Linked DNA regions of Homo sapiens: region 1 is linked to region 2. Evidence: chromatin contacts called from ENCODE Hi-C or POLR2A ChIA-PET data. All regions are on one chromosome and are shown on one strand. The core of a region is the stretch at or near the end of the contact, and the rest is flanking DNA. Distances in the headings are between cores, read along the strand shown. Region 1 overlaps ADD1 (adducin 1). Region 2 overlaps FAM193A (family with sequence similarity 193 member A).

What was found. A loop is a pair of places that touch in the nucleus more often than their neighbours do. ChIA-PET counts read pairs that join two places held with the same protein, here RNA polymerase II (POLR2A). Pooled maps may share reads with other maps.
Region 1: a pooled map shows a loop between it and region 2 (2.5-fold over the local background). The contact joins two enhancer-like sites. A Hi-C loop is called at or near these places in 1 of 50 pooled maps. POLR2A ChIA-PET finds 5 or more read pairs at or near these places in 2 of 52 experiments (H1 and activated CD4-positive, alpha-beta T cell).

What each region holds. Positions count from the first base shown.
Region 1 is chr4:2,912,357-2,918,005 of GRCh38, forward strand. ADD1 (adducin 1) reads left to right here. Exons shown (of 16, transcript NM_001354761.2): 14 at 2,528-2,684. Among named protein-coding and RNA genes, the nearest start is that of SLC75A1, 20 kb to the right of the region's middle. RefSeq lists an enhancer at 2,331-2,400. Within about 2 kb of position 2,127, at least 5 of the 41 ENCODE cell types and tissues checked have a DNase peak (open chromatin) inside an H3K27ac peak, as active enhancers do.
Region 2 is chr4:2,595,214-2,600,518 of GRCh38, forward strand. It overlaps FAM193A (family with sequence similarity 193 member A), which reads left to right. Exons shown (of 21, transcript NM_001366318.2): 2 at 871-1,116. Among named protein-coding and RNA genes, the nearest start is that of FAM193A, 61 kb to the left of the region's middle. RefSeq lists enhancers at 537-1,489, 1,490-2,441, 2,442-3,394. Within about 2 kb of position 3,603, at least 15 of the 41 ENCODE cell types and tissues checked have a DNase peak (open chromatin) inside an H3K27ac peak, as active enhancers do.

The DNA of each region.
Region 1 (5,649 bases), core at 877-3,376, 320 kb after region 2:
GCTTAACCCTTAGCTGTGGTCTGTGGAGGAGGGAGCTCTCCACCACTGGGGACCTGCTGCGCTGTGCCTCGGGCTTCAGCTGTCTCAGTATGAGAGAGCCCCGCTTGTCCTTTGGGGCATCAAAATTGGGAACAAGGGTTTTGATGTCTCTGTGCCAATGGATTTTTATTTGTATTTTTATTTTTATTTTGAGACAGCATCTTACTCTGGCCCATGCTGGAGTGCAGTAGTGCAATCACAGCTCACTGCAGCCTCGACCTCTCAGGCCAAAAGAATCCTCCCACCTCAGCCTCCTCAGCAGCTGGGACTACAGGTGCATGCCACCATGCTTGGCTAATTTTTAAATTTTTTGTAGAGACAAGGTCTCACTATGTTGCCCAGGCTGGTCTCGAACTCCTGGGCTCAAGCAATCCTTCTGCCTTGGCCTCCCAAAGTGCTGGGATTATAAGCATGAGCTGTGGTGCCTGGCTGATAGTTTATTCTTTGTTTGTTTGTTTGTTTTGTTTGAGACGGAGTCTTGCTCTGTTGCCCAGGTTGGAGTGCAGTGGCGCAATCTCGGCTCACCTCAACCTCCGCCTCCCACGTTCAGGTGATTCCTTTGCCTCAGCTTCCCGAGTACCTGGGATTACAGATGCCCACTACCACGCCTGGTTAATTTTTTTTGTATTTTTAGTAGAGACAGGTTTTCGCTGTGTTGGCCAGGGTGGTCTTGAACTCCTGACCTCAGGTGATCCACCCGCCTCAGCTTCCCAAAGTGCTGGGATTACAGGTGTGAGCCACCATGCCTGGCCTGATAGTTGATTCTTGATATTTGATTCCTTTACTAATTTTAACCACTTGATTTAAATGAACTTAAGCATTTCTCTTGTATCACCTTCTCATTTCATTGGCAGTGATATCAGGATGCAGGTGCAGCCAGCCAAACTGCTGTTGCTGGGATACCATCTCTAGAGTGCCATCATGTGAGGGCTCTTAGCAGTGGCCAGCCCAGCAGCTCCTCCTTCAGATAGTGAGGCAGGCCTCTGGTCAGGGAAAGACTTGGCTCGGGCCACAGCGCTAAGACATGGCAGACAGGACTCAGCTTCCTGTCTTGGTGAGGCAGGGCAACTTCTTAACGAAAAGCCAATGGGCCTCGAGTCAGACCTGGTTCAGAAGAGGGTTCCCTTTGACTTGTTGACTGTCGAGAGTCTCCAGGCTCCCGGGCAAAGGTTGCCTGTTCCAGCAGCCCATCTGTCCCTCTCGGAGCTCTGTGTCACTGGTCAGCACTGGGTACGCAGCATGCTAGGTGGTAACCCCTCAGCCCATCCCAGTCAGTCCAAGTTCCCCTGTCTCTGCTTGAGGAGCGGTCGGCCTGTGTGAGTTGAATTTCCCGAGTCAGCCCAGCTAGGACGCTCTCCATCTCTGGTGTTCACTCCGCACTGAGAGCAGCACTGAAGGACCAGGCCTGGCATCCAAAGAATTGTGGTTTCTCCTGTTTCTATTTGGTTTTGGAAGCTGTCAGTCATGTGCATGTGTGTAAGTGCTGGATAACTGTCTTAGAAGTGAGCTCCAGGGTAGCCGGGCGTGGTGGCGGGCGCCTGTAGTCCCAGCTACTCGGGAGGCTGAGGCAGGAGAATGGAGTGAACCTGGGAGGTGGAGCTTGCAGCGAGCCGAGATTGCGCCACTACACTCCAGCCTGGGTGACAGTGCGAGACTCCGTCTCAAAAAAAAAAAAAAAGAAGTGAGCTCCAGGGAATTAGGGGACATTTTCCTGCCCCTGACCCAATCAGGCTGCACTGTGGGCACAGCGCTGTGCTGGGGCAGGTGGCTGTGAGTGGACCGCACCCCCTGATGCCCACCCAGCCCACTGTGCTGGCCTGCAGGCTCCACCTCCTGCTTTAAGATTGGTGTGGTCTGTGAGCCGCCTTGGTGCTTCGCTTTCTTCTTTTTTTCTTTGGTACAAATTTTCAGAGTTTTCCAAATTCCTCAGCTAAACACTGGTGTCTTGGGGCATGTTGTCATCTCGGAATGTTTTGGGATAAGCTCCAGGAACTAGTTACAAACTAACCACAGTCAAAAGAACAGAACTTACCTGTGCTCTTAGAATATGAGCAAAGCTCTGAGCATGCCTTACGCTGAGTGCTGTACCTCGTGACAGTTTCTGATGTCATGAGGAAAACTTACTGACTTTTAAACAGTAACAGGAAAGGGCCTCTTCCCCTTCTGCTCCACAGTGAGGAGTGGGCACCCTCCCTGAGGTGCTCTGTGCTCTTGGGTCTGCATTGGGCTTTTGCTTCTGAAACCTGGAAGGCTCTGTAGGATTTCTTTTGTGGTTAATATCTGTTCATCGTGGCACTGACCTGTGTTTCCATTATATACCACTGAAGGCTGCAGCTCAGCCTAGGCCTCGGGCCCATGGCAGTGCAGTCTCAGGGGTCTCTGCTCCTGGAAAGCCTCCTGCCCCCGCCCTGCCTGCAGCCTGCCTGGGAGGAGGGAGAGTCCCCATCGGGCCGGGCTCCTGCAGACCAGATGTGCCTTTCATCCACAGGGAGAGCTGGTGACGGCCTCCAAGGCCATCATTGAAAAGGAGTACCAGCCCCACGTCATTGTGAGCACCACGGGCCCCAACCCCTTCACCACACTCACAGACCGTGAGCTGGAGGAGTACCGCAGGGAGGTGGAGAGGAAGCAGAAGGGCTCTGAAGGTGAGTGCTTGTGGTCCTGGGCACGGCCACTCCAGAAGGTGAAAGTGCTCTGGGAGCTTCTTTGTGGTCCAGGTGCTGGCTGTGGGTGGTGATAAGAATAGTCACATGCATCAAAGACAAACCAGAACTTTATCCAGTACTCATTTCCAACCTAGTCACTCAGGCCAGAATGGAAGAAATTGCTGGCCGGGCACAGTGGTTCATGCCTTTAATCCAGCACTTTGGGAGGCCAAGGAGGGCGGATGACCTGAGGTCGGGAGTTCGAGACCAACCTGACCAACATGGAGAAACCCCATCTCTACCAAAAATACAAAATTAGGCTGGGCATGGTGGCTCACGCCTATAATCCCAGCACTTTGGGAGGCCGAGGCGGGCGGATCACGAGGTCAGGAGATCGAGACCATCCTGGCTAATACGATGAAACGCCGTCTCTAGGAAAATAGAAAAAAAATTAGCCGGATGTGGTGGCAGGCACCTGTAGTCCCAGCTACTTGGGAGGCTGAGGCAGGAGAATGGCGTGAACGTGGAAGGCAGGGCTTTCAGTGAGCCGAGATTGCACCACGGCACTCCAGCCTGGGCGACAGAGTGAGACTCTGTCTCAAAATAAATACATAAATACATACAAATACAAAATTAGCCAGGTGTAGTGGCGCATGCCTGTAATCCCAGCTACTCGGGAAGGCTGAGTCAGGAGAATCGCTTGAACCCGGGGGGCGGAGGTTGCGGTGAGCCGAGATCGTGCCATTGCACTCTAGCCTGGGCATCTCAAAAAAAAAGAAATTGCAAAGTTAGGCACACTTGTGAGTGGCCCTGGCTAGGAGGGAGACGTGTGTAAATGACGATGTGGAGGACTAGTGGTGGCCACTCACAAGAGTCTGCGCGCCATACTAAGACACACCGGGGCCCCTCTGCCAAAACGAGGCTGACCCCGAAGATGTCCTGCCGTGGTCCCATCCAGCAGCTGTGATGAGAGGAGACAGCAGGACCGAGGGGCAACCCACAGAACTCTGGGCTGGAGGGCATTGGTCCTTCTCCCAGGGAGGTTTCTGTCCACATGGAGTGACCAGACATTCACAAAAGAATTCACTAATTTGGATCAGTTAGTGGGAAAGCCAGCATGCATATTATTATTATTATTATTATTATTATTATTATTATTATTATTATTATTTTTGAGATGAAGTCTTGCTCTGTCGCCAGGCTGGAGTGCAGTGGCACGATCTCAGCTCACTGCAATCTCCGCCTCCTGGGTTCAAGCAATTCTCCTGCCTCAGCCTCCCGAGTAGCTGGGACTACAGGCATGCACCACCATGCCCAGCTAATTTTTGTATTTTTAGTAGAGATGGGGTTTCACCATGTTGGCCAGGACGGTCTCAATGTCTTGAACTCGTGATCCGCCCGCCTTGGCCTCCCAAAGTGCTGTCATTACAGGTGTGAGCCACTGCGCCCGGCCCTGAATATTATTTTTAAGAGACTTTTGTCTCTCTCTCTCTTTTTTTTAAATTAATTATACTTTAAGTTTTGGGATACATGTACAGAACGTGCAGGTTTGTTACATAGGTATACACGTGCCGTGGTGGTGGCACATGTATGGGTGGCACCCATCATCTACATTAGGTATTTCTCCTGATGCTATCCTTCCCCTAGCCCCACACCCCTGACAGGCCCTGGTGTGTGATGTCCCCTTCCCTGTGTCCATGTGTTCTAATTGTTCAATCCCCACTTATGAGTGAGAACATGCAGTGTTTGGTTTTCTGTTCCTGTGTTAGTTTGCTGAGAATGATGGTTTCCAGCTTCATCCATATCCCTGCAAAGGACATGAACTCATCCTTTTTTATGATTGCATAGTATTCCATGGTGTATATGTGCCACATTTTCTTTGTCCAGTCTATCATTGCTGGGCATTTGAGTTGTTTCCAACTCTTTCGTATTGTGCATAGTGGTGCAGTACACATATGTGTGCATGTGTCTTTATCATAGAATGTTTATAATCCTTTGGTTATATACCCAGTAACGGGATTGCTGGGTCAAATGGTATTTCTGGTTTTAGATTCTTGAGGAATCGCCACACTGCCTTCCACAATGGTTGAACTAATTTACACTCCCACCAACAGTGTAAAAGTGTTCCTATTTCTCCACATCCTCTCCAGCTTCTGTTGTTTCCTCGCTTTTTAATGATCGCCACTGTAACTGGTGTGAGATGGTATCTCATTGTGGTTTTGATTTGCATTTCTCTAATGACCAGTGATGATGAGCTTTTTTTTCATGTTTGTTGGCTACATAAATGTCTTCTTTTGAGAAGTGTCTGTTTATATCCTTCGTCTGCTTTTTGATGGCATTGTTTTTTTCTTGTAAACTTGTTTAAGTTCCTTGTAGATCGTGGATATGAGCCCTTTGTCAGATGGATAGATTGCAAAAATTTTCTCCCATTCTGTAGATTCCCTTTTCATTCTGATGATAGTTTCTTCTGGTGTGCAGAAGCTCTTTAGTTTAATTAGATCCCATTTGTCAGTTTTGGCTTTTGTTGCCATTGCTTTTGGTGTTTTAGTCATGAAGTCTTTGCCCATGCCTATGTCCTGAATGGTATTGCCTAGGTTTTCTTCTAGGATTTTTATGGTTTTAGGTCTTATGTTTAACCCCTCTTGAGTTAATTTTTGTATGAGGTGTAAGGAAGGGGTCCAGTTTCAGTTTTATGCATATGGCTATCCAGTTTTCCTAACACCATTTATTAAATAGGGAATCCTTTTCCCATTCCTTGTTTTTGTCCAGTTTGTCAAAGATCAGATGGTTGTAGATGTCTGGCATTATTTCTGAGGCCTCTGTTCTGTTCCGTTGGTCTCTATATCTGTTTTGGTACCAGTACCGTGCTGTTTTGGTTACTGTAGCCTTGTAGTATAGTTTGAAGTCAGGTAGTGTGATGCCTACAGCTTTGTTCTTTTTGCTTAGGATTGTCTTGGCCATACGG
Region 2 (5,305 bases), core at 2,353-4,852:
AATAGTTGGATTTTTTGCAGAGGCGAAGTCTTGCTATGTTACTGAGGCTGGTCTCAAACCTCTGAGCTCAAATGATCATCTCACCTCTGCCTCCCCAGGTGCTGGGATCACAGGCGTAAGCCACTGTGCCCAGCCTTCAGTTTCTTTTTCTGTATTTGTGTTTTAAAGGCTAATTTTATTTTTTTTCTGATAGAGTGGGTGGTTATCTTTTGAGAGGTTTTAAGGTATAACAATCTTGCCTTTTCCTCCTACCTCTAAGGCCTCTTCCCCTTGCCCCACATTGTAGGACCTATTTGAAAATGCAGATGTTTATTTACATCAGGTGATAAGAGATGAGCTCAGCATCATTACTGCTGGGCCTGGAAGGGCGTCTGGGCCTTGGATGTGCAGCTGCCATCAGCTCCCTGTTTATCTTGAATCTGGAATTTGGACAGCCGACCTCAAAGATGGTTTGCATCTGCAGACACACTTAAGCCAGAATTGCCATCTTGAATCTGAGCCCTGGTGTGCAGATGCCTCTAGAATAGTAGTTTCAGACTTCGTTGGTGGTAACCAGTTCTGGTAAACAGTCTGAAAATTGAGGCTGACAGTTTCTAGCATGTGGTGGAAAAGTAATACAGAAGTCAAGGTGAAGGGGTTAATTTTGACAATTTTCTAACTCGTACTAAGATAAGATTTTCTTTATGGCACTATTTAAAGTATTACGAGTTTCTAGAACATTAGGTTTAGTTTTATTCAATACATTTCCTATTTTATGTTTCTGTATATAAACATACACATGCATTTTAGTTTTAGAACTATACATATATTTTAATATTCTTGGCTTTGTAGATGAGGTTTTGAAAATAGAATTTTTTTTTTCTATTCCAGACTCCTTTTAGTTTTGGCATGAATCATAGGACACCACCCTACCCTGCTGGGGATTATTGTCTTCTGTGCAGAAGTGAACGGAAAGACTCATCATTCTTAGAGAGTGGAATTAAGACTGCGAGCAAATTGGCCCTTTCCATGGCTCCCAAGGGCAACAGCGTGCTGCACCTGCCACTGTGGGTGTGCCCGGACTGCCGCAGGACCGTGGAGAAGGAGGAGAGGCATGGCGGCCTTGACCAGCCAGTGGTGAGTGGCTGCCAGCACAGGCAGCGCAGGGCGTTGGCTCCCCCCGCCCAGGTTATGGGGTAACTGGCAGTGAAAGAAATGGATTTGCTTTTGCTTCAGGGGGCACTCCCTCCTGCACCACCTTCTAGTCTGTGTCTCCTGGTACGTTCCTCCTGGTCTTCCCTGGCCACACTGCAGTAGGTGGCAGGACACCTGCCCTCCTTGTCTGGGCACAATTCAGTCATCAAGCTATGTGACCCTGAAGGGTGATTTTTGGCTTTGAGCTTAGTATTTCTTTGGTGGTACAGTTTCTTGAAAAGGGAGTACAATTTTCATGTGTTTAGTTCTCAACAATTCGACATGCAGGTAATTCTTTACGCGATGCTCTTAAGCCTCACCTTCCCTTTTACTTATTTGTGCTGCTTCAGCCTCTTCGAGGCCACAGCAGGCTTGGCTGGGAAGACCGCACCCTTACTCTTATCTTTGACCTGATGGAGTTTTGGTGGGCCCTTGTTCCGGGCAGGCTTTCACATGTACTGTTTGGGTTCTGGAAGGAGTTGGCTTTTGCAACTATTTGAGACCCCACATTCTAGGCCTCTTCTGTGCCCTTTGATTTCTGCTTGAAAGCGGCTAATTATTTTCTGAGCTCTTCTCTTCCTTCTGATACCTTGCTATGTGCAGCCAGGAAACGTGTGCATTCCCTGCTCCTCTGTTTTCTCCTGCAGAACTGCCTTGGGGGAGTCCTGGTGACAATCTGAAGAGCGCATCCCCACTGCCTGGTGTGGGTTTCCATCTTTACTGGCCTTGGAGGCAAGCCCCATCTCCAGGGCCAGTTTCTATCCTTGGGGTCTCATTGTCAGAATTACTTTCTCACTCGGCCCCTCCCGCATGTCCCGCTTTCCTGCTGTAATTCTCTTCCTAGCACTTATTTCTAACATACTATGTATTTTACTTACTCATTTGGTTTGCTTTCTTCTTCATTAGAATATAAACTCTACAAAGACAGCTATTTTTATGGTTTTCTTTGTGTGGTTTTTTTGTTTGTTTTTTTACCAATACCATTTTCTTTGCTTTTTGTGGTGGTTGGTTTGTTTTCTCATTAAACTTTATCAGCTCTTCTTCCGACTCCAGCCCTGCTCTTGTATTTTAGCCTGCCTCTGCCCTTGGGAACAGGCTTCTGCTGTTTGCCCTGGTCCAGAGGCCAGCGGAAGTGCCTATGGTTCCCTGCAGTGCGTCTTGCCTGCGTTGGAGGAGGATCTCATTTCCCAGCCCCCGGCTTGTCTTGGTAATGGATAGTTTGTCAGATGAGCCATTCTCTCCTCACCAGAAACAGTGACCTTGGGAACAGCAGAGGTGTAGTGTTGGCCTGTGTTTGTGGATTCGGACCAGCTGTTGCTTTGTAGGTCAGCCTCTTTGTTGGAGCTGGCCTTTAAAAAAATAACATGATTTACCTTCCATTAAGATTCACTCTTTTTTTACTTAAAAAATGTTCACTACCACAGCTAAGCTACAGAACATTTGCATCACCCCATAAAATCCCCTTGTTCCCCTTGGTAGTCACTTCCCTTCCCCCGTCCTAGCCTCTGGTAACCACTCACCTGAATTTTTTTTTTTGAGACAGAGTCTCGCTCTGTCACCCAGGCTGGAGTGCAGTGGCACAATCTTGGCTCACTGCAACCTCCGCCTCCCGGGTTCAAGCAATTCTTCTGCCTCAGCCTCCCCAGTAGCTGGGACTACAGGCACGCGCCACCATGCCCAGCTAATTTTTGTATTTTTGGTAGAGATGGGGTTTCACCATGTTGGCCATTATGGTCTCGATCGTGATCCGCCCGCCTCTGCCTTCCATAGTGCTGGGATTATAGGCATGAGCCACCGCGCCTGGCCTGACCTGATTTTTGTTCCTACAGTTTTGCTTTTTCCAGAGTGTCACATATACTTCTGTAACTTGCATAATGCTTTTGAGAGTTACCCAAAATGTTGCATGCATCCGTAGTTTCTCTTTTTTATTGAGTAATTTTACAGATAAACCAATTTATGCATTCACCAATTAATTGATGGATGTTTGTGTTGTTCCCACGTTTGGGCTATTTTGAAAAAAGCTGCTATGAACATTATTTTTCTTCTGTGGACATCCTTTTTATGTGTTGCTGGATTGATTTGCTAAAGTTATGTTAATGATTTTTGCATCTGTGCTCATGAAGGCTGTCTGTAGGCCTCTTGTCTTACAGTGGCCTTCGGGGTCTCATAAAATGAGTTAGAATGTGTTCCTGTTTCTTCTCCTTTCTGGAAGACTGTGTTAGAATTGGTATTATCATCTCTTCCTTAAACGTTATTGGTTCTTGCTTTCTGTTTCTCTTGTTCTGTTTGGTCAAATGCCAGACAGTGTGCAGAGAGCATCAGGCTGAGGTTGTTTCCTGTGTCCTGTTGTGCACCTGGGAGGCCAGGTCAGTGCATTTGGCCTCAGCTGGGCTGTCTCTAGCACTGTGCGTGCTCGTGTGGGCCTGTAGAGGGGAGTCTCTCTCTACTTCCTCCTTGGCAAGGTCTCCGATGGTGGCATCTTCTCAGTTCCCCCCTCTAGCCTGACTCTTGGGCAGCTCTGTGCTCACGGCCTTGGGGGCAGCTTTCCCAGCGAGCCCACCTCTGCCCGGTGGCAGCCAGACTCTGCCTTGTATCTGCAGGGGTCTGACCGGCCCCGTGTCTTGTGCTGGTCCTGGCCTGTGTGTGGCACACGCCTTTCTCCAGGACAAGGAGAAAGGCATGTTTCCTTCCTCTCTGCTAGTGGATTAGCTGGAGACTTGGGTGCAGGTCTCCTGGGAATGAGTGGGAACATTCGTTTTGGGGCTTTCCAGGGGTTAGACTCCCACACTTGACACTCTCAACCTTTCAGAATTTGTTTAAAGTTAAACTGTTTTTTTTTTTTCTAACCACTTTTATGGCCTCCTTCCACTTTCCTTCCTCTGTCAAAGGTGAAACAGTAAGTGTGTCCCCTTCTCCCTGGAGGGGCTGCTGCACTTTGTTGTGTAGTTCCCTCCGGCAGCCTGGTCACTTCGGCTCTCTGATGGCCCAGAGATAGGATTTTATCAATTGTCCTGCTCTGTCTCTGGTCAGGGCTCTGGTCAGGGCTCAGAGTGCACGGCTCTCCTGCAGCTTTCTGCATCCAGAGGGGAAGTGGGGCTGAATTGCTGTCTTCTAGATAAGCATTCTGTTATCAGCAGTTGTAGGAGAATATTGGTGGGAATTTATCTTAACATCTTGCCTGACAGTTGCACGTTGCAAATTTCTCTGGAGACCTCTTCTTCCAAGATTGACCCATCCTAGCATCACGTCCTAGACATAGTCGTGCCTGGAAACCTAAGAAATCTCCATTTCAAACTTTCATCTTGATCATTGTCTGTCTTTGTAGCTCACTTGCTTGTCTTCTCTTGCCATAGTTTTTTTTTTTTTTTGAGACAGAGTCTTGCTCTGTTGCCCAGGCTGGAGTGCAGTGGTGCAATCTCAGCTCACTACAACCTCACTTCCTGGGTTCAAGAGACTATCGTGCCTCAGCCTCCCGAGTAGCTGGGACTATAGGCATGCGCCATCACACCTGGCTAATTTTTTTTTTTTTTTAGAGACACAGTCTCGCTCTGTCACCAGGCTGGAATGCAGTGGTGCGATGTTGGCTCACTGCAACCTCTGCCTCCTGGGTTCAGGTGATTCTCATGCCTCAGCCTCCCGAGTACCGGGGACTATAGGCGCGCAACACCACACCTGGCTGATCTTTGTATTTAGTAGAGACAGGGTTTCGTGATGATGGCCAAGCTGGTCTCAAACTCCTGGCCTCAAATGATCTACCTACCTTGGCCTCCCAAAGTGCTGGGATTACAGGCGTGAGCCACTGCGCCTGACCTGCCATAGTTCTTTGACCTCATCCATCCCTATCAGTCCATGGATTCCATTCCTGTTAGGTTTATCACGTCTCCCCGACCTCACTCCTAGGAGCCTGAGTTCCCGGACTTGGCACTGTGGCTCTTCCGTGGCTCTCAGGCAAAGGCCCTGAACTTTTTTTGGTTATGCTGGTCCAGCCCTGTCTCTTCCCTCCATGTGGCAGAATATTCATGGAGAAAATTGCTGGCCTCAGTTTACTGCTTCCTCTTCATAACTTCATGACTGCAAACCATGCATGGGCATCTAGTGCGTTTTTCTGGCTTAAGTACCTCCCCAAACTCCT